6 separate regions of the Mus musculus genome follow, and regions 1, 2, 3, 4 and 6 are each linked to region 5. The links are chromatin loops, found by intact Hi-C in ENCODE. Cell type or tissue: heart. All regions are shown on one strand. Region 1 has its middle 8.0 kb from the start of Shc4. Region 2 holds the start of Cops2 (COP9 signalosome subunit 2). Region 3 overlaps Cops2 (COP9 signalosome subunit 2). Region 4 overlaps Gm26697 (a long non-coding RNA gene). Region 5 overlaps Shc4 (SHC (Src homology 2 domain containing) family, member 4). Region 6 overlaps Atp8b4 (ATPase, class I, type 8B, member 4).

Region 1 (4,000 bases), 72 kb after region 5:
TTGCTTCTAACTTTCTTCTTTCTCAAAGCTGGATTGTAGCTAGTGGCTCTTCCATGCCTACTCCACTGTGATATTTTAAGAGCAAGCAATTTGTTTCTTCGCTTTCTCGGGTCCACAAATAGAGACTACTTTGTCCCAGGGTAGCTCCTTCTCAGTCATTCCTAGTTTAGATGGCTTAATGAGATTTGGGGAAACTGAGCAGATGACTTAGATGAGATGCTAGACTTTGATTCAGCGGAATAATAAGCAGGGAATTTTGAAGACCTTGGGATAAGGTGACTAGATGCCGCCCATGCAATATGAGAATCTACAATGGACAGAGAACAGACTAACCTAGGAAAAACTGGTGAATTGTGTTAGCTAAGCGGTTAAATTTGTGACAGGTTTTTTGATTTGAGTTTGAATGCCAACAGGATGAAGTTTTGTGTTGTATCAGAAAGAAAGGAACAGTTCCACCTGATATTAGAAGAAGAAAGAAGAGGAAAGAGGAGGAGGAGGAGGCCCAGCCTGGGTTGGAAATTTGGTTCTCTTCTCATTCTCCAACAAATCAGATCAAGGTGAAAAGAAGAACCCCACGATGGGCAAATGCCTGTAACCTCGCACTCAGGAGGCTGAGAGGGGAACTGTGAGTTCCTCCAGCTAAGGCCTGCCACATTACCTCCCCTAAAGTGGGCTTCTAGGTGAGAGAGAGAGTTAGAGAGGCCCCTTAGTGCTGCCGGCCTAGGCCAGAGAACTTCAGGGGGAGGGATCCATTCTACAAGGCCTTTTCTGTGTTTTCCACTCCCTCCACTAGACAGAGGCCTGGGATGAGGTGTGGCTGGAGGAGCCTCAGAATAGGTGACAGGGACGGGGCCTGCAGCTTGCAGAGGCAGTGCAGGGCCCAGAGAAAAAGGCAGACCTGGTGGAAGTGCAAATGCTCAGGCATGGTGACTCAGCCACGTGTAAGCACTGTTCTGAGGCTGACCTCCACCAGCCGCTGTTAGAATCCCATGAGCCCTTTCAGCTCTCTGACTTCACACCGTAAGCCCCCCTTTCATTTACATACAAGTACCTTATTGACGGGCACGAAAACAAAACAGATGAAAATTAAATTCACCCACATGCCAATTTAGACACAGTCCTTGATGACATTTTAGTCTCACGCAAAGCACATCTATCTCCACATTCTCCCTCACACGTAACCATAGTTTTTTCTTTCCCTAATAATAACAACAAGTCGCGCGTGGTGGCGCATGCCTTTAATCCCAGCACTTGGTAGGCAGAGGCAGGCGGATTTCTGAGTTTGAGTCCAGCCTGGTCTACAGAGTGAGTTCCAGGACAGCCAGGGCTATACAGAGAAACAATTTTCTACCCATTTCGTTTGGCGAAATCCCCATAATTCTCATGCACTTGCAGATGAGTTATTTTAATGGCTATCTGCTGCCACTGCGCAAATGCACCATAATTTACCACAGAGGTTTACACGGAGATTGACTGTAATATCTAAAATGCCAGCCAAGGGTTCAAGATAACCTTTATGAGCGTCTCCCTGGCTTCCGTCGTTTCTGCCAGTCTGGATGTTTTTACAAGAAGATTTAGATGATATCCCTCTCTCTTAATCCCTGTTTCTTGGGATAACTTCCTAGAAGCTGGTTGCTTACTTAGGTGCGAAAGCCTCCTCCTGGTGCATCGCTGCGACCCCTGGGGACGGCAGCGGGAACTACAGTTCTGGGCTGCCATTGGCCTTGGCCTTAGCTCGGGCAGAAGCTGGGGCTGGCAGGGGAGGAGCCGTCCTGAGCTTTTGCACGGATTGAGCCGGCGGGCCAGGCGACCAGGCGCGCTGCACCGAAGCTGCAGGAGCCGAGAAGAAAGAGCCAGTGTGCGCCGGGCAAGTCCAAAGGCTTCTCCAGGCACAGCGACTGGCGAGGAGGGGATCGGGGAGGGAGGCCACAGTCCCCCACCAGGACAAAGGGGCCTCAGTACTGGTGAGCAGTCGGCTCCGGGGCCTGGTAGTAGCATAAAGGGAAGCTGTGTCTCCGCAGCACTCAAGATCACCTTTGTCTTCTGAGTCTAAGTCAAAGAAAGGTTACAGAAGGAGCCTGCAGGCTCTCCTCCCTCCGCAGGGGTCTGGTCCAGAGAAGTAGCCAAGTTCTTTCCCAAGATGCTGGGAATTGAGATGAAAATAGAAATGTGCTTGCCTGGTCGCTGCGACAGTGGTCAGTTGTGTAGAAGGCACGTCCTTTGGCCAGGGCTCCCAGTGAGTGAAAGCCAGATCAAAGGATGGGAACCCGTGGTCCGGAAGGGGCCCAAGCACACGAGATACACACGCAGCAATAAGAATTCACCCTCGTTGGGAAGTGGCGGAAATCCGGAGATGGGCTCGGTTATCCCCAGCAGACTCTAAACTAGCCAGCCATTCACTTGTGTCTACTGTCTCTTTCTACCAAAGCCGCAATTTTAGGCTGACCTAATGGCTGCACCCCTTTGGCCAGTAGGGAGAGGCCAATGGGACAAAGGTAAAGGCACCATCCTTACATTTGGTCTTTGCATAGTCTCCTGGACTAGGGCAAACACTTCTGCCTGAATGCACCAAGTCACCCCAGTAGCTTGCAGCAGAATGAGAAGTTGGGATAAGTAATATGAACCCCTCCTCCCCCCAACACACACCCACACACTAAAATGCACATCCATTTTCTAACCCTACGATGGGGCATCTCCACATCCACTCATTCATCAACAGCCAACAATGACTGCCCGACTTGAAGGAGCCTATCCTAGCATAACTGTCTCTCTCCTGAGAGAGGTGTCATCCAGCTGCGGATTGAGACAGAGACCCACAGCCAAACATCAGGCAGAGCTTGGAAAGTCCTGTGGAAAAGTGGTGGGTAGAACTGAACAAGCTGGAGGAGTCCAGATCACCACAGAAGACCTACGGAGTCAACTAACCAGGGACCATGAAGGCTCACAGAGAGTGGACAACCAACCAAGGAGCATGCAGGAGCTGGACCTAGATCCCTTATCCATTTGTAGCAAATGTGCAGCTTCCTCTTCATGTAAGAAATGGGGGGTGGGGTGGGGGGTGGTCTCCATCTCTGTTGCCTGCCATTGGATCCCCTCCCCCATGCCTGGACTGCCTGGTTGGGCCTCAGTGGAAGAAGATACACCTAGTCCTGCTGGAACTAGATGCCCCAGAGTGGGGAGGTACACATGGAAGGTTCTCTGAGAAGGGGAGGGAGCAAATGGGGAAAGGGACTTGTAAGGGTGAGACTGGGTGGAGAATAGGGAGGGGCTGTGATTGGGATGTAAGGGAAATACACAAATTACTGGAGAAAAATAAACAGTCCTGTTATTTAATCAAGGTCCACTGTCTAAAAATGGCAGAGCCAAGACTTCAGATGTTTTTACACCTGAACACTGGCTTCCCCGACACTGAAGGACATGGGCTATTGTAAAGAGACACAATAGGTCAGCCACTGCCATGTAACTATAATATCTAATAGTCATTAAAGGCTGATAAAAAAAAACTAAATTATCAGAGGGCTTCCAAGTCAGTCATGGAGAAAGGTCTAAGCTGAGAGAATGATGGAGAGACAGCTTAAGTCACTGAGCCCATTCCTCATTGTATTGTTCTTCATGAACACAGTGCTCCACATAGTGTGACGGTTCGCACTGACCCTCTGCTGAGCACATCTGTTGGTAATCAGCACTCATTTCAACTCCCAGAATCTTTATTTCAGTAATCCTACCAATGTTTCAAATACACTCATTATTATTACATTTGTACTGGTGATCTGGGCTCAGTGACATTTGATGATGCTGGGTTATGTAATTGTTTTGGGGGTGTCTTAGGGTTTCTATTCCTACACAAACATCATGACCAAGAAGCAAGTTAGGGAGGAAAGGGTTTATTTAACTTACACCTCCAAACTGCTGTTCATCACTAAAGGAAGTCAGGACTGGAATTTAAGCAGGTCAGGAAGCAGGAGCTGATGCAGAGGCCATGGAGGGATGTTCTTTACTG
Region 2 (4,000 bases), 200 kb after region 5:
AAGAATGGCCTTGAGCTTCTGATGCTTCGTCCTCTCTCGACCTGAAGTGATACAGGACGCTGCCACATCCAGTTCTTCAGTGCTAAAGACCGAGCCCAGGGCTTTTGGAATGTGAGGCCAGCACTCTACCAAGTGAATGAGCCCCACCTCTCATGCAATATTTTAAATGAAGTGATAACTAAACGTCTAACAACCACATTTAAAAAAAAAAAAAAACAGAACAAAACAAAAACACTAGCGTGGCCTGGTATTCCAGGCCTATTATCCTTACTATTCTAGAAGTTCAGGGCAGCCTGGGCAAAAAGTAAAGTTTCAAAAGGTAAAAAGAATGAGAAACCTCCTTAAAACAGGATGTCAACCTTGTAGACTTTCTATAAAAAGAAACAGATAAAGATCCAGGCAAAATAATTACTCAAATAAAAGAAACCCATCTCTAGCAGCTATGGAATGACAGCCACCCTCATCCTTTCAAACACGCAGGACATGGGCATCAGTTACCAGAAAGACATCACGTGCCAAAAATTTTAACTGTTAGTAAAAGAGATATAACACCTTTCACTACTTGACATATAGCTGGGAATCTAGAATAGTATCTACATGAAAAATGGATGAGAAGAGCTATTTAATTTCACATAATGCCCAGAGAAGAAAATAAAAATTTCATTAGTTTTGCAACAGTAAAATCTTAACTCTAAGTTTTTTTTTTTTTTAAAGCTGAAACAACTGCATATTCAACTTTATTTAGGATACATTTAGTATAGACATAAAAATGCTGGGAAAGCAGTCATGTTCAAACACTGTATGTCTAATTAGAAAGCTTCCAAAGCAGGGTGTGCTGATGCATGCCTTTACTCCCAACACCTAGGAAACACACTGAGCGCCAAACCAGCCTTGGCTACACAGTGAGACCCTGCCTCAAAACAAAGCAACAAACGTCCACAAATGAGTAAAGTCTAACAGAATATTTCAAAGATTCTCATTTTCATTCCTACACTGTACTTTTAAGTTAATCCCAGTGCTAATATTCATTTATCTAAAAGTTCATGTATTTCATAGACTATTAGGAAAGGAGGTAAGTGAAAATTTTAAAAACACTACCAGCTAAAATTACAAACATTCAAAAGAAATATCTGACAATTTAAAAACTACTTGTAATGGAAACAAAAGCAAAACAAGAGTTTAGTATCTGTTTACAACTACCTTGTGATTGAATAAATAACAAAATTCTGTATTGAAATCACCAAGCATCTACTATGACTCTCCAGTCACAGCACTTCCTTCTGCAAAATATGTCTTTCTGTAAAATGAAAACCTTTTTTAAAAATTGCAAATGATTTACAGATTCATCTATACAAAGATGTTACACCATTACCTCAAAATAAAAATATTAATGCTTTGAGAATGTGACACTTAAAAGAAAAGAGGGCCTGGAGAGATGGCTCAGAGGTTGAGAGCACTGACTGCTCTTCCAGAGGTCCTGAGTTCAATTCCCAGCAACCACATGTGGCTCACAATCATCTGTAATGGGATCTGGTGCCCTCTTCTGGTGTGCCTGAAGACAGTGTACTCATATACATAAAATAAATAAACCTCAAAATTAAAAAAAGAAAAGAAAAGAAAAGAAAAAAGACGACCCAGACTTCTCCAAGCATGTACACCACAGCTTGCACTATCATCGGATTTTTCTAAAAACCGAACAATTGCTTCCCAATTAAGAAACAAAACTGACACTAATTTTGGGATCAAGATAATTTTCTTAGTTCTTACACAGGCATGCGTTTTGGACTATCAACATAAATCATGGGGTACAGTTTAAAACCTGTAAATCCATTCACAATTAAACCTTAAATGGAAAAGAAATCACCAATCAAACTAGGCAAGTTTGTTTACTTTTATGCCATTGATGATTCAAACACGGATGCTGGGAAATTTCTTAAATCAAGGAAAAAGATCATTGGTTCCAATTCCCTTAACCCCTACCTTTCCCCAGTCCAACCAAACAAAAAGCAAATCTTTCTTCGGAGCTTGTCATGTTTTAGAGGACGGGACGAGTCGTTTAACTACTCCTCCTACTCTTGCTCTGAGCCTTAACCTGGGACCCAAACTGACCCTGGGCGAGACTCTTAGGCTGTTTTGGGGGAGACTCCCGAGTTTCGCAGTCAGGTCTGGGAGCAGGATGGACCACCCCCCTCTTCCAGTTTTCACTCTTCCAGCATCTGGCACCGGCTCAGGTCCAGAGTGGAGAAGAGATGGGCCCCCTAGGGCCCAGACCTAAGCGCCGGGCCGTGGAGGCTCGGTGGCGGGCAGAGAGGCGCCGAGAACCGGCCGCGGCCAGTCACCCGCGCTATCCCTGGGCCCAGCGTCCAGGGCGGCCCCGCCGCCTCTCTCCCTCTCTTCCCAGGCCCCACAGGCCCGCGACGCCAGGCGAGGAGGGAAACCTGTCCCTGGGCAGGGCGGAACCGGGCCGACGAGCCCCGGGAGGGAGCTGCAGCCTCTCGGCCTTGGCACCACCGCCACATCCCACTTCCAGCCCCCGCCCGCTCCCTGCGCCTCACCAGGTCGTAGTCCTCCTCATCATCGCACATGAAATCATCCTCCATGTCAGACATCTTGGCCGGAGGGGGGAGGGGGAGAGGAGAAATTAGAGACAGCCTCCTCCCACAGTGCTCCGCGGCCCAGAAGCGTCACTCCCGAGTCTCCTCGTCTTCCGGTCTCTCCAGGAGAAGATAAAGCTCATTCCGGAACTAAAGCGCTCGACCCTGAGATGATTTACTACGGCTCCCAAAGGGAGGGCACAGCCGGCTCTTCCTGAGCGACAGTTTGTGTCTTAGCAACTAAGCGTAGCAACTACGAAATCGGGCGTTGCGGGTCCTATCTGAGGGGCTTCGAAAACCTTCTAGCTGTATCCAGCGTCCTAGGTGAGGGAACTGTCTCCTTCCTTGCCTGGGACTCTGGAACCGTCTGTTTCTAATGAAACATGCCCGACCTATCTGAAAGGTAGCGTGCCTCTACCATTGTTATCTATGTGTTTTCTTTCAACACCCTGTAGTGGTGTTTTTACAGTGGTGTATTTACAGCAACACAATTGTCTAGTAAAGTTATGTTTGTAGTTAACAAAAACAGTTCTGTGGATATCCCGGTTTGGATATGCACTAATCAATTGTTCAATTATTTAATGAATCACAAACGTGCATTAACTGCTTTTAGGATGAAATGAAAGTAACAGTTGGTGACAGATTTTTTAAAAATGCATTGTCGCAGAAAACCATTAGAGTTCAGAGTGAAGAAAAATGTGGAAATAAGGCAATCCCCCTTTTTGGAGAAACCTTCCAAATTCTGTACACAAATGCTATAAAGTTATAAAGTAGATATAGGTTAGAATTTAGGCCCAATTGTTATCTATACAGATGAATTAAACATGCCCAAATTACCAAAGGTAAAAACAAAAAAACAAAACCAAATCAAACAAAATTACCTGATTTTATCTTCATCATGCACAGCTGATGTTGAGCACAGTTCAGCATTAACATTCACACCTTCGGGTTGAATCCTTACAGACCCCGCTTGGCTGTGCTCCAGTGACTTCTGAAGTTGTACCTGATGTCATTACCAGCTTTTCTCTGAATCCACTGGAGAACAGGATACTTTTGGTTTTGTTTCTAAGCCAGAAATTGCTTGGTTCTAAAAATCTTGTCAGAAGACGTTAAGGTCAACGATTGTATTATTTTTATATTGAAAACACTGTGAACACAATTTATAGCTGTACATTCAGAATGTTAAAAAATAAGTCTTCAAACGATTTTGCATTGTATATCATTAACATTGATTTTTTTTTCTTTTTTTATGTTTTGAGCTGGGGGAAGAACTTAGCCTTGTGTGTGTTAGGTAAATGTTCTATTGCTGGGCTATCCCTCTAGCCTAACACCTAATTGTTACTTAGGAAAATATTAGAAGAAGGAATTTCAGATGGCTTAAAGAAGTAACCATTCAAGGAAACATC
Region 3 (4,000 bases), 170 kb after region 5:
CTGTTAGCCATGCTGTGAGACTAACACAGGAAGCAGGTCCTGTCGTACAGTTTCACTACGCAGTTGGCCTAGTTTCCCACAGGGTAACAAGCACACTGCCTTCTACAAACTTAAGACAGCACAGAACCAGCACTTAACAGGAGCTGGATGGGACACACAGCTGAGACCCTTTGAGTTCTGATTATCACATGCACACACCTGATACAGGCACAGAAACTTGTCATTTTTATTTGGGTAACAAAGGGTCTCCAAATTGTATTGGAAAAATAAATCCTAATTGATATCACTCCTGTAAAAAACGTGAACACACTTTTCACAAATGATTTATGTAGAATAGAAGAAAATACACATACTTTTATAATATCTTAAACTTTTTATTCCCTACCATTGACATTTTGTCTTTCGTCTTCTTTCGGTTTTCTACAATTTTCAACGTATATCTGTATTTAATACTGCTTTATTCTGCTAGACATTAACTGACTGCTTTCCTAAATCTAAGGATTATATAGTTTTAGTATAAATATATATCACATATTTTCGTAAAATTTTGACAAAACCAAATAAGCATGCCTTGTTTTAAGTCCATGCTCTTTCTACTGTTTATAAAATCTGATTTAATGATCAAAATTCTTGGTTGCCACTCTTCAGTCACACAGTCTTCCTTCTGCACTGCCACTCAACTGTTTACATAATAATGAGCAATAGAAAACCAAGCACATTATGTTAATCTTAGTTCCTTCTTTTGACACTATATGATAATGTGAACTTAAAAAAAGAAACAAATACATCCAAAACTCAATACATTCAAATGGGCTGAGTTCTGCCACCATCGAAGGCCATAGTTCATTCCTAACTATTCTGCCACTGCACAAAATACTTGAAAATTATTTGGGGATTGCTTTCAAAGCCAGATGCATACTTTCTACATTATCTAAATTTAGGTATTTCTTTGAAACTGGTATTTGGGGCCAAATTAGGGTAAAGACAGACAAGCTTGTTAATAATCTTTTCAAACAAGGTGTAAACATGAAGTTAGTAGTGAGTTACCTAAATTAACTTTGACTGTAATTCTCCAAGAGCAAACCCAAGAGGCTTCGGGCAATGGTTGTTGCTGGCATTAGAAAATAACCTTTCAGCATGGTCACTATGCAGGTAACATTCACTTCGCTGTCTAGATTCTGGCATATTTGTCTAAAGTGACATTCTGAGAGTTAACACGTATTCTTTTAAAAAGAAATTACCAGTCTTTAAAAAAAAAAGCATCATAATCCTTTAAAGTATCACTGTCAAAACAAGTTCTATGTAAGGGCTCTGTTAGAAAGGAGTTCTTACTCTATCAATGAACTTTAATTTTAAAAACCTGGAAGCAAATAACTAGCTTTAACTATTTGCTCTCAGGCTTTTAAATCTTAACTGAAGACAAAATAACCTGAAATCTTTAAGATACTAAAAACAAAAGAGCAACCCCGAATGTAATAAAAACACATCAAGAACCAAGCTATAATTTCTGAGCTGCACTGTTTATTTTGCTGCTTGAGCCCTAGGTGACAGCGTGCCACTGAGAATTCGGGTTGTCTAACCTTTACTAGCTGCAAGAACAGAAATAGACGGACACAGTTTTGGAGAATTGACATTTTGCAAAATGCAGCAAACATTTTCATTTATACATGAGAAAAGGAAGTGTTCAAAAGGGTATGAATTTCAAGTTATTGCAGGTTATTTGTGAGAGAATTTCTGCAGGTACAACATGTTTAAATTTAACCAACAGTAGCGTGTCAGTGTTTTTAAAATCATGACAAAAATCTTCTCTCTGATCATGTCGCCCATGACAAATTACTATGGTGTTGTATGTTTAGGGCAAGATGTCAACACAGCATAAATCCCATGGTGTTTTGGTTTTCTTCTGGAGATTAAAGCTGTTTTCTTGGGATAAATGCAGCAGCAAACCACAAACCAGTTGATCACAAAAGCACTTCTGCCATAACTCCATCCCTTTCAGGACACACCAACCCACTGGAGCTTTGTCTTTCCAGTCCTCAAGGGTCACATCTCTGCACTGTTGCCTTAAGCATGTCCGCAAAGCTCGGTCTCCGTTAAGCCAGTTTACTGACCACAGCCTGGTTCAGAGAATTTAGTTGGTTGGTCCATTTATCTAGCGCAGTGTATCGGGCACCACCCCTCTTCTGATGATCCAGTTCAAGGAGCTGGTTGACTTGATCAATTCGGCCATGAATAGTGCTGGAACCAAGTAAGAAAGCAAGGTCTCCAGTTATCTCTGCTAAGCACATTCATAGAAAACCACATCACACACACACACACACACACACACACACACGCACACACACACCCTAAAGCCAGACAAAACACCAACATAAAAACAAAAAACAAAACAAAACCCAAACCTGCTTTGCCTACTTCTAACAAGTGAATTTGGTGTTAGTTGTAACATTTATTGCCTTATTCTATTTTTAAGACACCAGATCTCAGCTCAGCTGCCACTTTTCACAAGATACCTACATTATGAAAGGTAATGACACCTGTAATGCTTTCAAAGCAAACTGCTATTAACACCAAAACTGTTTTGCGACAGATGGTGCTTACGCCTTATAGGCTGGACATGGGGGTACTCATCTTTAATGCCAGCACTTGAGAGATAGATGTGGACAGCCTGGTCTACACAGTAAATCCCAGGCCAGTCAGAGCTACACAGTGAGACCATATCTTAAAAAAAGAAAAAAAAAAAAAGAAAGAAAGACACAGAGACAGACTATCAGGAAATGATCACCGTGTCGCCTGTCTAACAGGTGTGTGCATGCGCAGCACATGTGGGAGGGAGAGCACAACTTTTGGGAACTGGCTCCTTTTTCAGACTGTCAGGCTTATGTAGAGTGCTTTAACTTGCTAAGCCATGTCACAGGCCAGTAGGTAAGTTCTTAGTAGTATGTAAGTCATAAAAAGAATGAGAAACCTGTCTGAAAAATAACTTAGAATCTTTCTAGAGGTCATGTGTTCAGTGTGCTTATTCACTTACAAAAGAAAGAGTCACTGTATGTCTTCTATTAGGAAATCCCACAGTTGAGCTGCTATGCTACCCTTGCCATCACTGTCCATACTTTCTCCACGGGCTCATACATTGAACCCTTAGTGCCCAGTTGGAGGAACTGTTGGGAAGGATTAGGAAGTGCCACAGGGATGGGCTTTGGGTTTCAAAAGACTAGAGCCATTCCCAATGTCTCTCCCTCTGCCTCCTACTTGCCAATCAAAATGTGAGCTCTTCAGCTTTGTCTTTTCTCCACTATCATGGACACTTTACTCTCTGAAACCATAGCCTAATTAAATCATTTCTTGGTGTTTTATCACACCAACAGAAAAAGACAGTAACCAACATCTTGCAACTTTAAAAAGTCGCCAAGGACACTGGAAAGAGTGGCAAGTGTATAAGAGCACTTGCTGCTTTTCTAGAGGACCTGAGTTTAGTCCCAATACTCATGTTTAGTGGCTCAGAACCATATGTAACTCCAGCTGTAGGGGATCTAATACCCTCTTCTGGCCTCCACAGGAACCTGCTCTTCTATACAAATACAAGACACACAGTAATTTAAAAAAAAGCTGCAGAGTACTTACTTATCCAGTATGCACTGCACCAGCAAGCTCTCCACATCAGCTACGTCTATGTTTAGCTCCTGCAACAAAGAGTTCATTATATAATTCTACTAATTAACATTTCAAAAGATTTCATGATTATGTTTGGCTTTAATATCACTGAATGAAAACATTAATAAAGGAGATTTCATTTTTCCCCCTTCTTTACTACAATGGCAATTTAACCCAGGGTCCCATACACTTGGCAAGCGCTCTCTTACTAACCTACAACCCCATCTGTGCAGAGAATTTTTTTCTGTTGATCCTGGGCACTGAACCTAGGGTCTTGTGCATATATTATACCACCCAGCTATATCCCAACCCTCTTGTCATGTTTAAGACAGGGTTTCAATAAGTT
Region 4 (4,000 bases), 860 kb after region 5:
TGATACTATATGAGTCTTTGGAAGGGCATTTCATACCGAATCAGACAGCTGGGAGCTCAGGCAAGGACAAGGTCTAAAGATATGACCTAATATGAGTCTGCATTTCCATGTATAGAATAAATTGTATATGTGCTAAAGATACATTTTTCATATATATCATATATACAATACATATGAGAGAGAGAGAGAGAGAGAGACTCACTCTGGCTGGAATGAAACTCACTCTGCAGATAAGGCTGGCCTGAGATCTGCCTGCCTCTGCTTTCTGAGTGCTGGGGTTAAGTGTGCCCCACCATGCCTAGCATGCGTTCTGTTATTTAATTTGCTAGGAAGACTGAAAGAATGGTGGCCATGGGATAGAAAGAATGATGGGTTTTATGCTACGACTTTTGACATTTCTATAAGGCATCTAAGACTTATTAGATAGTTAACAGGATCCATACCGTTGAGCTTCATGTCTGAAGCAAAAATATACATTCCAGAGCTAGTGATATATACATATGTTTAATGGTCATAAGAGAAAGAGAATTACTGGCATGGGCCCATACATCTCTATGTCCTGCTATCTTCCTGTATCTTCACTCCTAGGAGTGGACTAAGAAAACCAAGAAAAGAATGTGAGTGCTGTCGTGATTTTAATCTCATTGAGTAGATGATAATTCCTCTCCACACGGCTTTCAGTTACGCTAAGGTTTTTTGTTTCATGGAAAGTTTAATGAGTCTAGTCTAACAGTGTTATCTCTTAGGAGGGTTGTCTTATGTGTGTTGTGGTTTCATTTTTTTGCATTCTATTTACTATTCATCCGAGCATGGAAAACACCAGAGTCTTCCTGAATTTCCCGTTACCATCACCATTGTCATTGGTACAAATGGATGAAAACCAGAGAGTCAAGAGTCAGATTAAATTGAGTCCTAAGTATACAAAGGAAGCCAAAAGAAAATAAATTTATGAATATGGATTGGAGAGGAGGTGGGAAGGAACCGGGAGGAATAAACAGAGGGGAGACCATAATCACAATATATTATGTCAGAAAAAATATATTTTCAAGAAAAGGAAAATAATAACTATTATAGTGAACTCATAAATAGAGACACCAAACAACTAAATCAGTGTAGTCACTCACACCAAACACTTGCCTAACTCCACATTCTATAGATCTCAATGAGACAACCATTCTTTCGCTGAACATTTTCTAATTTGGGGGTTGAAATCGGGTTTTTCACATTCAGCAAAATTGGGTTGATTTTTAAGACATAATACACACATCCATCTTTGCTATTTAACTATAATTTTAGTACTTGCCCTCAGATGGGTGATATTGCCCCAGAGAATACCCAAATGTTGCGAGCTGTTTCGGCTCTCGTCCTATCAGTGGTGTTCAATCTTTCCAACCACCACATCTTCTGCTCTACCTCCAAAGCTCACTCACTCCTGGCAGCCTTCCAGGACTGCCCTCACTCACTCCTGGCAGCCTTCCAGGACTGCCCTCACTCACACCCAAGGAAACAAGGTTCCGAACACATCACGTGTGCTAATAAATGGTGTATCTTAAGTCGTCTCTTGGAACCGTGTTGGCATTTCTTCCGGTTGGGGTTCTAAATGTCCCATCCCATCTCATCCCAGGGAACCCAAGCAGGTGACACAAGGCACTGCACAAAATTTCAGGATGAAGAACAGGGGACCTAGGGTGTCATGAAACTTGCAGGCAGTAAGTGGCTCCCTGGAACCTCAGAAAAGCCATTTATGAGGCAAGATGAATTGTGGGTCCTGCTTGTTGCTGACGTGAGCTTGCGGACAGAAGGCCTTGGGACCTGTGTCTAGCAGGGCCACAAGAGGCAGCGAAGAGGTTGTGCAACTGTGGTTTCAGTTGGAATGATTTTTTTTAGATGTATTTATTTTATATATGTGGGTACACTGTTGCTGTCTTCAGAAACACCAGAAGAGGGCATCAGATCCAATTACAGATGGTTGTGAGCCACCATGTGGTTGCTGGGAATTGAACTCAGGACTTCTGGAAGAACAGTCAGTGCTCTTAACCGCTAAAGCATCTCTCCAGCCCCCTTCCACTAGTTTTCAATAACAGGATTATTGTTGAAGTAAAAATGAGAAGATAAGATATTTTAACTGAGATCTTAAGTATAAAAGGGTGTCTTGGTGAATCTTATTCTGTAACTTCTGCTGTTGGTAGCATCTTACCAGATTTAAAAGTCTATCAATCACAAATCAATAATAAATTTATTCATCGGCAATCTTTTTTTTAACTATAATAATAGGTTACTGGGGAATGAAAATAATTTACAGTTAAATCTTTACCACTGACGAGTACATGTTTTTAGAAGATTTCTGCCTGGAGGAATACTGTCCCAATTATGCTGTATCTTTCCAAGCAGATCATCGGGCACACGGTTTTTTCAGACCCACAGGAACGCTATTATCGGAGTGTTACTGCCATCTAGTGGACTATAGGAATAAATGCAGCTTAAGGCTAACGTGCTTCAGACTTTTTCCTTCTTTTTCTTTCTTATATATTTTCCCTCCTTTTTGATGTAGTATATGCAAAACAAAAAAAATGGAAAAAAATTTTATCAGTCATTGGAGGCTACTTTGAAATTTTTAACTTTATTCTCTCATCAAAAAACCAACAAACATTCCTATCCAGCCAAAACTGGTTGTTAGAAACACAAATAAAAGGAATTCAGAATGAAAATATTTTTTTGCACAACAAAATAAAAATGAGAAAAAAATAATAAAATGTGCTTAAGTGATTGTTCTTGCAAAGAGGAAATATAAGACGTTTATGCAGAAACGAATGGGTTTGGTGAGTTTCAGGAAAAGGTACACAGTGTGCCCTGACAGGCAGAGGGTAGAATTACTTTACTATATTAAGTTTAATCCATTTTAATCAAAGGGTAATTGCATCACTCCCTGCTTTTCCTAACCTCTCTCCAACCCCTCCCGCGTCCCCTGCCTCCAACCCTTTCACTGTCCCCTCCCTTGCTCTCAAATGGACAGCCTCTTTTTCTTTGATGACTATTGAGACATGCAGATATGTAAGTACAGTCTGCTGCGGCTGTGTGTGTTGATTGTGAGGGTGTGACTTCGGGGTGGCTATCTCCGGGGGATCGTCTCAGGGAGAAGCTAATTTTCACTCTCTTAGCAATTATTGTCTGTGGGTCTTTGCCTAGGAAATGAACGGCATGAGATTACCGGCTTCCACGTTACCATTTCACCTGATACTGCCCGTTGTTCTGGTCCTGTTTGTGCAGCCATTTCTATGAGAGACAGTCTCATGGCAGACTTCCTGGTAGTCTTCCCACCACCTCTTCCTCTGTGTTTCCTGGGCCAGAGATGCAGGAGCTGTGATGATGCTCTGCCCACGGGCACTCGGGTTCCCGGGAACCATTGTCTCCCTCTTATGTCCAGCTGTGGTGCTCTGTAACGGTCCGCATTGGTGTAAAGAGAAGCTTCTTTGAATAGGATTGGAAGGCGCTTATCTGTGGGCACAAAGATAACATTTAAAACATAGTTAGGAATTATGCTGGTCTAGTAAACTGGTGGTACTAGATTCTCTTCTAAAGTCCGTGACCTCACTAGCCCCAGGAACCTGGCCTAGTTCCAGTACCAGACATGATTTCCTTCCTGTCAAGTCGGCATAAAGTCCTATTAGGCAGCTGTTGGTTGCCACCAACGTGTGAGTGCCCTTATTGCTCCCTTATACCTAGCTTGTCATGCTGGCTATTTTCCAGGCTCCTTCCGCATCATCACGGCGGGGTGGTAGGACTAATTGTTTCCTTCCCTTGGCCGCTCACAAAAGAACTTCTGGTGCTATGCAAGCCAGGTTACAGGAAGGAGGCTTTCAGTTAGATCCAGCTCAAAGCATGCTTGTCCTATGTCCTACGGATGTAACTAACGTCTTCAGCAGTAAAGGCCTACCCTCAGGCCCTGGAGGCATCACTGATAATCTGTATTGTTTTGGGAGTCCTGTGCATATCTTAAAAG
Region 5 (4,000 bases):
AACTCAGGCTTGATAGTAAGTATCCCTACCCACTGAGCCACCACTCTGGGCCTGTAAGAAATGTTCCTCAGATGGAGCAAGATAAGTTGTACCACATTATACAGAGATGTCATTATAGTTGAGGGTTTCTTGTTTGTTCATTTCTAATTTCATACATATGTGGCTCAATTAAAAAAAACAAAATCAAAATGAGAGTGATTGCAAAATAGAACCAAAATGGCTGTAATTTTTTTCCTTCGTGTTGAAAGAAATAAAAATCAGGAAGACGGGGGGGGGGGGCTGGAAACTCCAGCATAAATAAGAAAACATACAACACTGATTTCCTGTGAAAGAGGTAAGAGGATGGGAGACAAGAAGAACTCTGTGAAAAAGATCCAGAGCTGAGTTCAAATTCCACCATCTGTGCCACCATCTGTGTAGTCCTGGATGGGCTACTTGTGGTGGCTTGAAGAGGAATGTCCACCCCTCCCCATGGGCTCAGAAACCTGAATGAGGTCCCAAGTTGTTGGAACTTTTGGGGAAGGATTAGGAGGCGTGGCCTTGTTGAAGGAGGTGTGTCACTGGGGGTGACTTTGAGGTTTCAAAAGCCCATGCTATTCCTAGTTAGCGTTCTCTGCCTTGTGTTGTGGATCAGAATGTGAGCCCTTGGCCTACTGCTCAGGCCCAGTGCCTGCCTGCTCCCTGCCATGATGCTCATGGACTCACTCTCTGAAACTAAATCCCCCTTCCTTACAAGTTGCCTTGGCCATGGGGTTTCATCACAGTTCTATAACAGTAACTACGGCCAGGTCTTCACTTATGAGGACAGCAGGATAGGCTGTCTGTCTCCTTTAGAGAAAGTCTGGTATTTTTTTTTCTTCATACTAACTTAAACCCTCTGAGGAGCAGGACAAGCAGGCTGGGCACACAGAAGCACTAAGCCCGACCACCACCACTTGAGCACACTCTAAAGCGCTTCAGCTTCTCTGCAACTTCTCTGGATTGAATGCCTAGAAGGTTTTGGTTTTGTCTGTCCATAGGCAGTTCTCCAAATAATTTTCTGCTTTGCTTCAATTACCCTGTTGCTGGCTTTTTTTTTTTTTTTAAAGAAGATGGAACAGAAAGTAGAAAAGGGAAAAAATAAACAGAAAAAAGAAAAAACAAACAAACAAACAAACACCATGGGCTCCTGTCTCTCTCCATTAATGTGGCAGGCTGCCCTAGGCCCGTGCCACACCCCACCTCCTCTTAGCAAACACCCCTATTTTGACAGTGCTACTCTTTGAACTCTTAGTTTGTTCACATGATCACAGGGAAGCAACATAGGAACCTGCCATGAATCATATACAAAATGCTAGAATTCCTGGTCGGAGCTGCCCTACCTGCCGCTAACAGGCAAAGGGGAAAAGACGGATACATAAGAAATCCCGTGTTCCCAAGGGATTCTTGGTGACATGAAAACAGCCATGGCAGCCTGAGCTCTGATGTCTACATCTGGAATCAGTGCACACACCTGGTTTCTTTCCCAAGCTCCCAGTTCTACCTATGAGCATCAGTAAAAATCATAGGAATCTTAGCATGTCCCTTCACTAGGGATCCTAAGGGTAATATTACACAAAAGAATGAATATTACTCTTAGCCAGTAGAAGGCCTTTTAAAGAGTTTTGTTCCTTTGAGTTTCTGAGATGGTGAGTCTATGACCATCATAGCTAGGAGCATGGCAGCAAGCAGACAGGCAGGCATAGCGATGACACAGTTAGCTTACAGCTTACATCTTGATCTACAAGCATTGTGAGGCACAGAGAGCTGACTGAGAATGAAACGAGCATTTTTGAAACCTCAAAACCCACCCCCAGTGCACACCTCCTCTAGGTACTCACTATATACCCCTGGCTGGCCTGGAACTCTCTCTATAGACCAGGCTGGCTTTGAACTGACAGAGATCCACCTGCCTCTGTCTCCTGAGTACTGATATTAAAGGCATACACCACCACTCTCAGATTGTTCATTTTTCCGTAAAGATCAACATTTGTCTAGAATTAGTTCTTGAAATAAAGGTCAGTGTCTCAGATCATCCACCAGATGGTGCTGTGGGACGCAAATGGAGTAGATGCCTCCCGAAGCATCAGACTCCAAGAACAGTAGATTCACAGACAGCAGCCTGTGTACTTTACAAGCATAAATACAAATGTAAGTTAGCAGATTCGTTTAGGTTGCTTTTCATTGGCAGGGGCGTTGGTTTTACAATTCTCTTTTAATATTCAGCTCATGGCTTTCCTATACATAAACAGTCCAGGTAAACCGGGGTCTTTTCTCAGACTAAGTTCAGATACGGTATGAAAACCTCCTTAGCCTGCCACAGCATTGGAAAGCTGAAGACAGCATGGGCTTCCTCACGACAGCTACAGGAGAAGGCTGGACCTAACACTGACATTTTTAACTTGCCTTCTCTACAAAGAAAGCGTTTCATAAACTGATGAGTTCATAACAGGGCCGTAGCCAAGTTAGGAAAACGTAATACCAGCTGGATCTGGATGGAAACGTTGAACCAGGTATACAGCAGAGGGACGATGGGGGAGGGGTGACACATGGAGGATTATTAGCAGGAAGCCTGGTCTCCTGTGCCCACCTCCACTTCCTGCCAGTCGAGTTTTCCTCCTCACCCTTGCCGTCTGGCTCCTGCCTTTCTGAAGTCACCTAGTCTGTGGGCTCTCTGCTGAACTGAAGGTGTTTTCTTTCCTTCACTCTCCTACTATTCCAGCGTGAGACTATCCCGGTGTCCTCTCCAGGAAAAAGTGCTGTTCCTCCTAAGAAGGTCGCTCTCACCGGACCTCCTCCTCACGCTGCCACGCCGCGTGTCCTGGGACTTCTCCCCTCTCTGCAAGCCTCAGCCCCTTCCGTTGTGGACTCCTCTGCTGATGGTCCTACTCCACTTCTTCTGCTTCCCTCTCTCCGTCTCCTCGCCTCTAGCTATCTTCCCGTCTCCCATCCCCCAGACCCGTTCCTGGCTGGCATCAGGCTCCAGACCCACAGTAGCAGGCTCGGAGGGCATTAAGGGCAGATGCCTAGCTCATGGTCAGTTTGGGGCCTCACCTCCCATTCACCAAGTGAAAAGGTTGGAGTACTGGATTTTACTGAGGCTGATGAAGGCAAAGACGCTTCCTGCTGGTCTGAGGAATGGATAGTATTTCCACACACCTCAATGATTAGAACACTGTAAACTACTGAACCCAACCAGGCCCATCAATCTCCCGGTCAGGAGGTCACCCCTGGTTGCCCCTGGCAGTCCCTCTACTTGTAGCACCCGGAAGCCCCTCCATCTGTGCGGTTGTTTGCAGATCTCCAGTGCCAAGCTTTCTGAACTTTACAGTTCTAACCATAAAGCCTAACCCCACTGCCACCCCAGCTTTCTATCTCTCCACTGAATACCAACCAAAATCTTAAGATTTTTGCCTAGTCACTGTTTTCTGTGAAGACTACATAATCCCACTTCTATAGTGGCTTCCAGACTCCCATACCTGACCCTAATTCAAAGGCCTGGCCGACTCCCCTGATCTTCCTACCTCCTCTCCAAAGCCCCTGCCATGATTTCCAGCCTATCTGTCCTGTGGGTTTTTTTCCTCAAACTGTAATAAAATGGACTTTGAATTTCCTTCAGAGTCCATTTTAAGGTTATCTTATTATTGACCAAGGACCTCTAAAAGGAAATCCCAGTCCCCTGTGACACTTGGACAGAGCGGGTCTCCCTAAGGAGAATCCTAACTCACTAGGCAATGTTCTGTCACCTTCTCATTCCACTATTTTTTATTCAGGAATTGAGAACATTTGAAAATATATAACAAATACTCATTATTAGAATTGAAGAAAATAAAAAAGACCAAGAGAAAGTTAAAATCACCCCAAATTCCACCATGCGGAAACAGTTGCTATTAGCAGTTTGGCATAGGCCTTTCCAGTTTTGTTTTGCTTTTTTCTGTGTAAATCCCCGCCTCAAAAATCACCTGGGCCACAGTACACAGAT
Region 6 (4,000 bases), 700 kb after region 5:
TGGTAATTCTGTGAAGGTCAGGTTATGACTCGCAAATCACAAACCTTCGCAAGAACGGTAACTGAAAAACTGATCTGCGCCATCCCCCACCGTCTTCCAAAAGCGTTTAAACCGTTCTGCGAAGCAACGGAAGTAACCGTTTAGGCAGAACTCATAGACTCCCTGCGAACTGTTTCTCCAGAGCCTCACATCCAGTGCGATCCTTCAAACAATGATGTCTGAAAGGCACACTGGAAGTCTTTCCTTCTGCAAACAGGAAATCCTGTGCACGCCCTATCTCTTGTAGTGACATTTGTTTGAAAAACACAAAGGAGACTCTCATTAAGGCAGCACAAAAGAGATGATTGCTGGAGTAAAGAAAAAGAGAAGAACAGCCTCGGGCAAACTCACCAAACTGTGGCCATTTATGACTAAGGCATATTCTCCTGTCACAGCCTCTCCTGCACCCGCGTCCAACCCCAACCGCTGCTTGTTGTCATAAACTGCATGTCCATTGGAAAAACTCGTGCTTTGTCCAAGCAAATTTTCCTTTGCTTTCCTTAAAGAATAAGAGAATTAAAAAAAGGCATAACAAAGCACACAGAGCTTGTCTATAACTGAACCAAGAGGCCGGCCTGGAAATGAACTCATGCTACCACTCTTCAGCGTAAGGCCCAGGTATTAGGCCACCAAGCAGAGGGAAGGCCAGACAGCAGTGCATGTCAATCCTGCAGGGGCTGGGGGAGCACAAGGAACTAGGCAGCTAAACACAGAGAAAACAGAACTACCTCAAACATTTTACACTACCTAAAAACTGGCTTTAACCAAGGAATCTTGATAGCTTTGGTGTATAAAGAACCACTCTCTGGAAAAACGGTGTTTTTCAATATGCTAAACAAAAACTAAAGGCGATGAATGAAACCTTCTCATTACAGAGCACTCCCCTCCTTCCCTCTCTCTTTCCTTTTCTCCATTTTTCCCTCTCCCTTTCTTCCTGACGTACGTACATACGTGTGTGTGTGTGTGTGTGTGTGTGTGTGTGTGTGTGTGTGTGTGCGCGCGCGCGCGCGCGCGCATGCGCTCATCATTATATAACCTGGCTGAAAACAATAGTCCACTTATAAACACATTTTGTTTAACTTTGAAAGAGATTCATGATGCCATTTATTATTATAAAATAAAAGAAAAATATTTTAAGTAAAAATAAAATCCTCATAAGTTTAAATGATAACAATGACCTTGTGAGAAACTCCAAACTCCAAACATGGGGTTTTTACAAATAGAAATTCCTCGCAATGCTAAAGACCTAATCAGTAGCTTATATGATGACATAAGCCCATTAGAACTGGCATTCTACTGTTCTCCTAAAAAATGTGATAATGTCTTTAATAGGAAGGTAAATTCCCACCCAGAAGACCTGTGGGTGACCAGGTTATAAATAACAGGTCTGTTGGCATGACCACAGTAGCTTCCATCATAGGAATACCGGCAGATGTCCCCTGCAGAAGGATGCCCAAGCCAGCCCCTGCATGTGAATATACCACTACATGTATAGATGAATTCCAGAAGAAAACAGAAAGTGAAGAATAGGTTAGCAGATGTTTCGACTTATGGCAAAATGAACTGTCTTCTTGATGTCCTGCCCAGTGTGGAAAGCATTTATTACAATGAGTTTATGCTGAAGATCCTCTGATGGGAGAGAATGGTCATATTAAAACAAGCATTATGCCTTCAGCTTTTGAGTTATTTAACATACAGTGATGCATATAAAAATGCATCACCAAGAGTTTATGTATGAACTACAAAAGCAGACCCAGAAGCAAAGGCAGGTCACCTTGTTTCCTGGCTCAACACTGCCCTCTGCTGTCCGGGACCAAAATCGTGCCTGCACTTAGACTTGTCACTCAGCCTTGGTTCCAAGGATGATATCAGACAGTTAGCAGGCAGTTTGCAGAAACAAACAAAAGGATGTGTAAGGTTAGAAGGCTGTTTGAAATGCACTGTGGGGAAGGAGACAGAGCAGGCACAGAGGATTACTGTTGCAAGCAGAAGGCTCCAATGTCCTCGGTAGATAAGCAACCCAATGAACGCTCATCATGGTCATGAAAACTGGCAGCGCCATCTGATGAATGGGAGAAATGATACCAGACATGAATGTGTGTCTCTGACGGCACTGCAGATCTCATAAACTGGGCTTTGAGAAGGCACTGAAGCAAAAAAAAAACATCTCCCAGGGTTTCCTGTTTGGTGAGGCTCCCATTTGCTGTGTAAATGACTCAACCTCTATTTCCCCCTTGCAAAACGAAAACATTCCAAGGGAGGGTGAAGTTCATGAACACACTGGCTGAAATTCTACTTATTTAGGAGCTTTCCCCAACAATGTCTCCCTAACATGTGACACAAGTCCCTTTCCAGGCAGAAAAAGAACAATTTTTATGCTCTGCTAAAATTGCTAATGCTCCCCCCACCCTCCAAGGCCTTCACTCCCTGCCAGACTGGAATGAGTGCACTGTAAGACCTGGGTGGGTGTTCATAGCTGTCCTTTCTCTTACTTCCTGGAACTCAGCTCTCCAAACACAAGCTGGTTCTTGCAAATGCAATTCATCAGGAAGGAAGAAAGCTACACATAGTACCTTTCGGTGAAGATGGACAGTGTGTGGGCATCCGACATTCTACTGGACCTCAGAATACAAACAGATGTGAAAAGAAGGGCTCTGCCTTCTAGGCTTTGTAATGAGGGCAGTTTAGTACAATGCTGTAATGCAGAACCATAGGCAGGGTTGAGTTGACTAGAGCACTCACAGCCCATACCATCTGAACACACTACAGCGGAGGGAGGGAGCGCTGTGCTCAGCCATGCATTCAGCCTGCAAAGGAGAGAGGGGGTGCGAGGGATGAGCCATTTTCCTCAGTCCTTTCCTGGCACTCTAGATGCAGGAAGTAAAAGAGATCTGTTAGGAAATAGATTTAAATTATGACATTATGTTTAAAGGAAAATAATTTGGACTTTGGTAAAAGGCCAGAGCTTTGAGCTTGCTTGTTCCTTGGAAACTTGGGTCTGCCTCTGACAGATTAGCTATCTGACTTTAGGCCACTTGATTAGTCCGGGGCAGATCCAGGACTCCAAATTCCTAGTTCTTGGTTATCAAAACAAATGGCTTTACATATACAGCCAGCCACAGGCTATCTCTAGGTTGGAGTAAGATATGCCACCAGAGAGTAATGAAGGAGACAGCACCGCCCTTCAGAGAGTGAGGAAGAAAGGAAGTGAGTGAACTTTTTAGTTCAAGCTTCCAGTTCATTGCCCCACAGACTGTTAAAGACGTCGATCCTTTATCGTCGATCAGAAATCGGGGACCGGCTCAGAGAGCGATCAACCCCCTGAAAACAGGGAACTGTGTGCACCAAAATGCACATCAGAAGTCAAAATGTAATGCTTTAGAGTGTTACAATTTATGAGAAGAAACCTGACCTACTAAAACAGTTTACTCGGGATAACAGAACTTGAGCATTCAAACCTATTTGGTCGCTACTGTCATTAATGACTCTATGATATCACAGTCAGTGTTATGTTCTGCTCCACGAAAGGACTCCTAACTGGCCAATATCTTATAAACAGCCTACATCACACAGCTAATTTTCAGTACCTGCCCCAAGAGCCATTTACAAGAGGTACCAGTGATTAAAGATTTTACTGCTTAGAGAGGGGCTATAGAGTCCTAGTGTCTCTGCGTGGGTACTTGGAGGCAGCTGGGTCATTTAATGAATTTTTCTGAGAACAAAACATGGTGGCTCAGAAATGAAACACTGGATGCGTTATCTTGTCTGACTGATCAAAACCTCATTGTCTATTTTCCTTGCAGCAGAAGATACATGCTCTGTTAAAATGACAGAATCCATGAAATAACCTCAGAAACTGGCAGGACTTAATTGTAGACCTGTGGGCATGAGACTAACACAGGGATGACTGTAGACCTGTGGGCCTGTGGCCAACATAGGGCTTAACTTAAACCTGTGGGCA

What was found. A loop is a pair of places that touch in the nucleus more often than their neighbours do. Peaks named below come from ENCODE experiments on the same cell type or tissue, not always from the same donor. Only the 100,000 strongest peaks of a DNase experiment are listed, where the experiment ranks them.
Region 1: a loop joins it to region 5, with 5 times the contacts of the local background. A loop is called at or near these places in 33 of 42 quality-filtered maps.
Region 2: a loop joins it to region 5, with 2.1 times the contacts of the local background. A loop is called at or near these places in 7 of 42 quality-filtered maps.
Region 3: it touches region 5 in a loop (2.7-fold over the local background); 7 of 42 quality-filtered maps call a loop at or near these places.
Region 4: a loop joins it to region 5, with 26 times the contacts of the local background. A loop is called at or near these places in 18 of 42 quality-filtered maps.
Region 6: a loop joins it to region 5, with 6 times the contacts of the local background. A loop is called at or near these places in 7 of 42 quality-filtered maps.

Annotation. Positions count from the first base shown.
Region 1 is chr2:125,730,164-125,734,163 of GRCm38, forward strand. No RefSeq gene overlaps it. Among named protein-coding and RNA genes, the nearest start is that of Shc4, 8.0 kb to the left of the region's middle. In heart, a CTCF peak has its summit at 1,689; a DNase peak (open chromatin) is centred at 1,738; H3K4me3 peaks cover 883 bases; H3K27ac peaks cover 1,222 bases.
Region 2 is chr2:125,856,381-125,860,380 of GRCm38, forward strand. Cops2 (COP9 signalosome subunit 2) reads right to left here and starts at 2,702. Exons shown (of 13, transcript NM_009939.3): 1 at 2,556-2,702. The coding sequence starts at 2,609. It also overlaps a transcript of Galk2 not described here. In heart, a CTCF peak has its summit at 1,543 (motif pointing left); a DNase peak (open chromatin) is centred at 2,681; H3K4me3 peaks cover 2,229 bases; H3K27ac peaks cover 1,436 bases.
Region 3 is chr2:125,830,100-125,834,099 of GRCm38, forward strand. It overlaps Cops2 (COP9 signalosome subunit 2), which reads right to left. Exons shown (of 13, transcript NM_009939.3): 12 at 3,625-3,683; 13 at 203-2,238. The coding sequence ends at 2,094. Among named protein-coding and RNA genes, the nearest start is that of Cops2, 27 kb to the right of the region's middle. In heart, no CTCF peak of the experiment used is centred here; no DNase peak of the experiment used is centred here.
Region 4 is chr2:126,518,600-126,522,599 of GRCm38, forward strand. It overlaps Gm26697 (a long non-coding RNA gene), which reads right to left. Exons shown (of 4, transcript XR_866700.3): 4 at 2,602-3,495. Among named protein-coding and RNA genes, the nearest start is that of Gm26697, 25 kb to the right of the region's middle. In heart, a CTCF peak has its summit at 2,470 (motif pointing left); no DNase peak of the experiment used is centred here.
Region 5 is chr2:125,658,114-125,662,113 of GRCm38, forward strand. All of the region lies in intron 6 of Shc4 (SHC (Src homology 2 domain containing) family, member 4), which reads right to left. Among named protein-coding and RNA genes, the nearest start is that of Eid1, 13 kb to the right of the region's middle. In heart, a CTCF peak has its summit at 2,056 (motif pointing right); no DNase peak of the experiment used is centred here; H3K4me3 peaks cover 1,148 bases; H3K27ac peaks cover 1,410 bases.
Region 6 is chr2:126,361,366-126,365,365 of GRCm38, forward strand. Atp8b4 (ATPase, class I, type 8B, member 4) reads right to left here. Exons shown (of 28, transcript NM_001080944.3): 21 at 391-538. Among named protein-coding and RNA genes, the nearest start is that of Atp8b4, 130 kb to the right of the region's middle. In heart, a CTCF peak has its summit at 1,845 (motif pointing left); DNase peaks (open chromatin) are centred at 1,946 and 2,316; H3K27ac peaks cover 740 bases.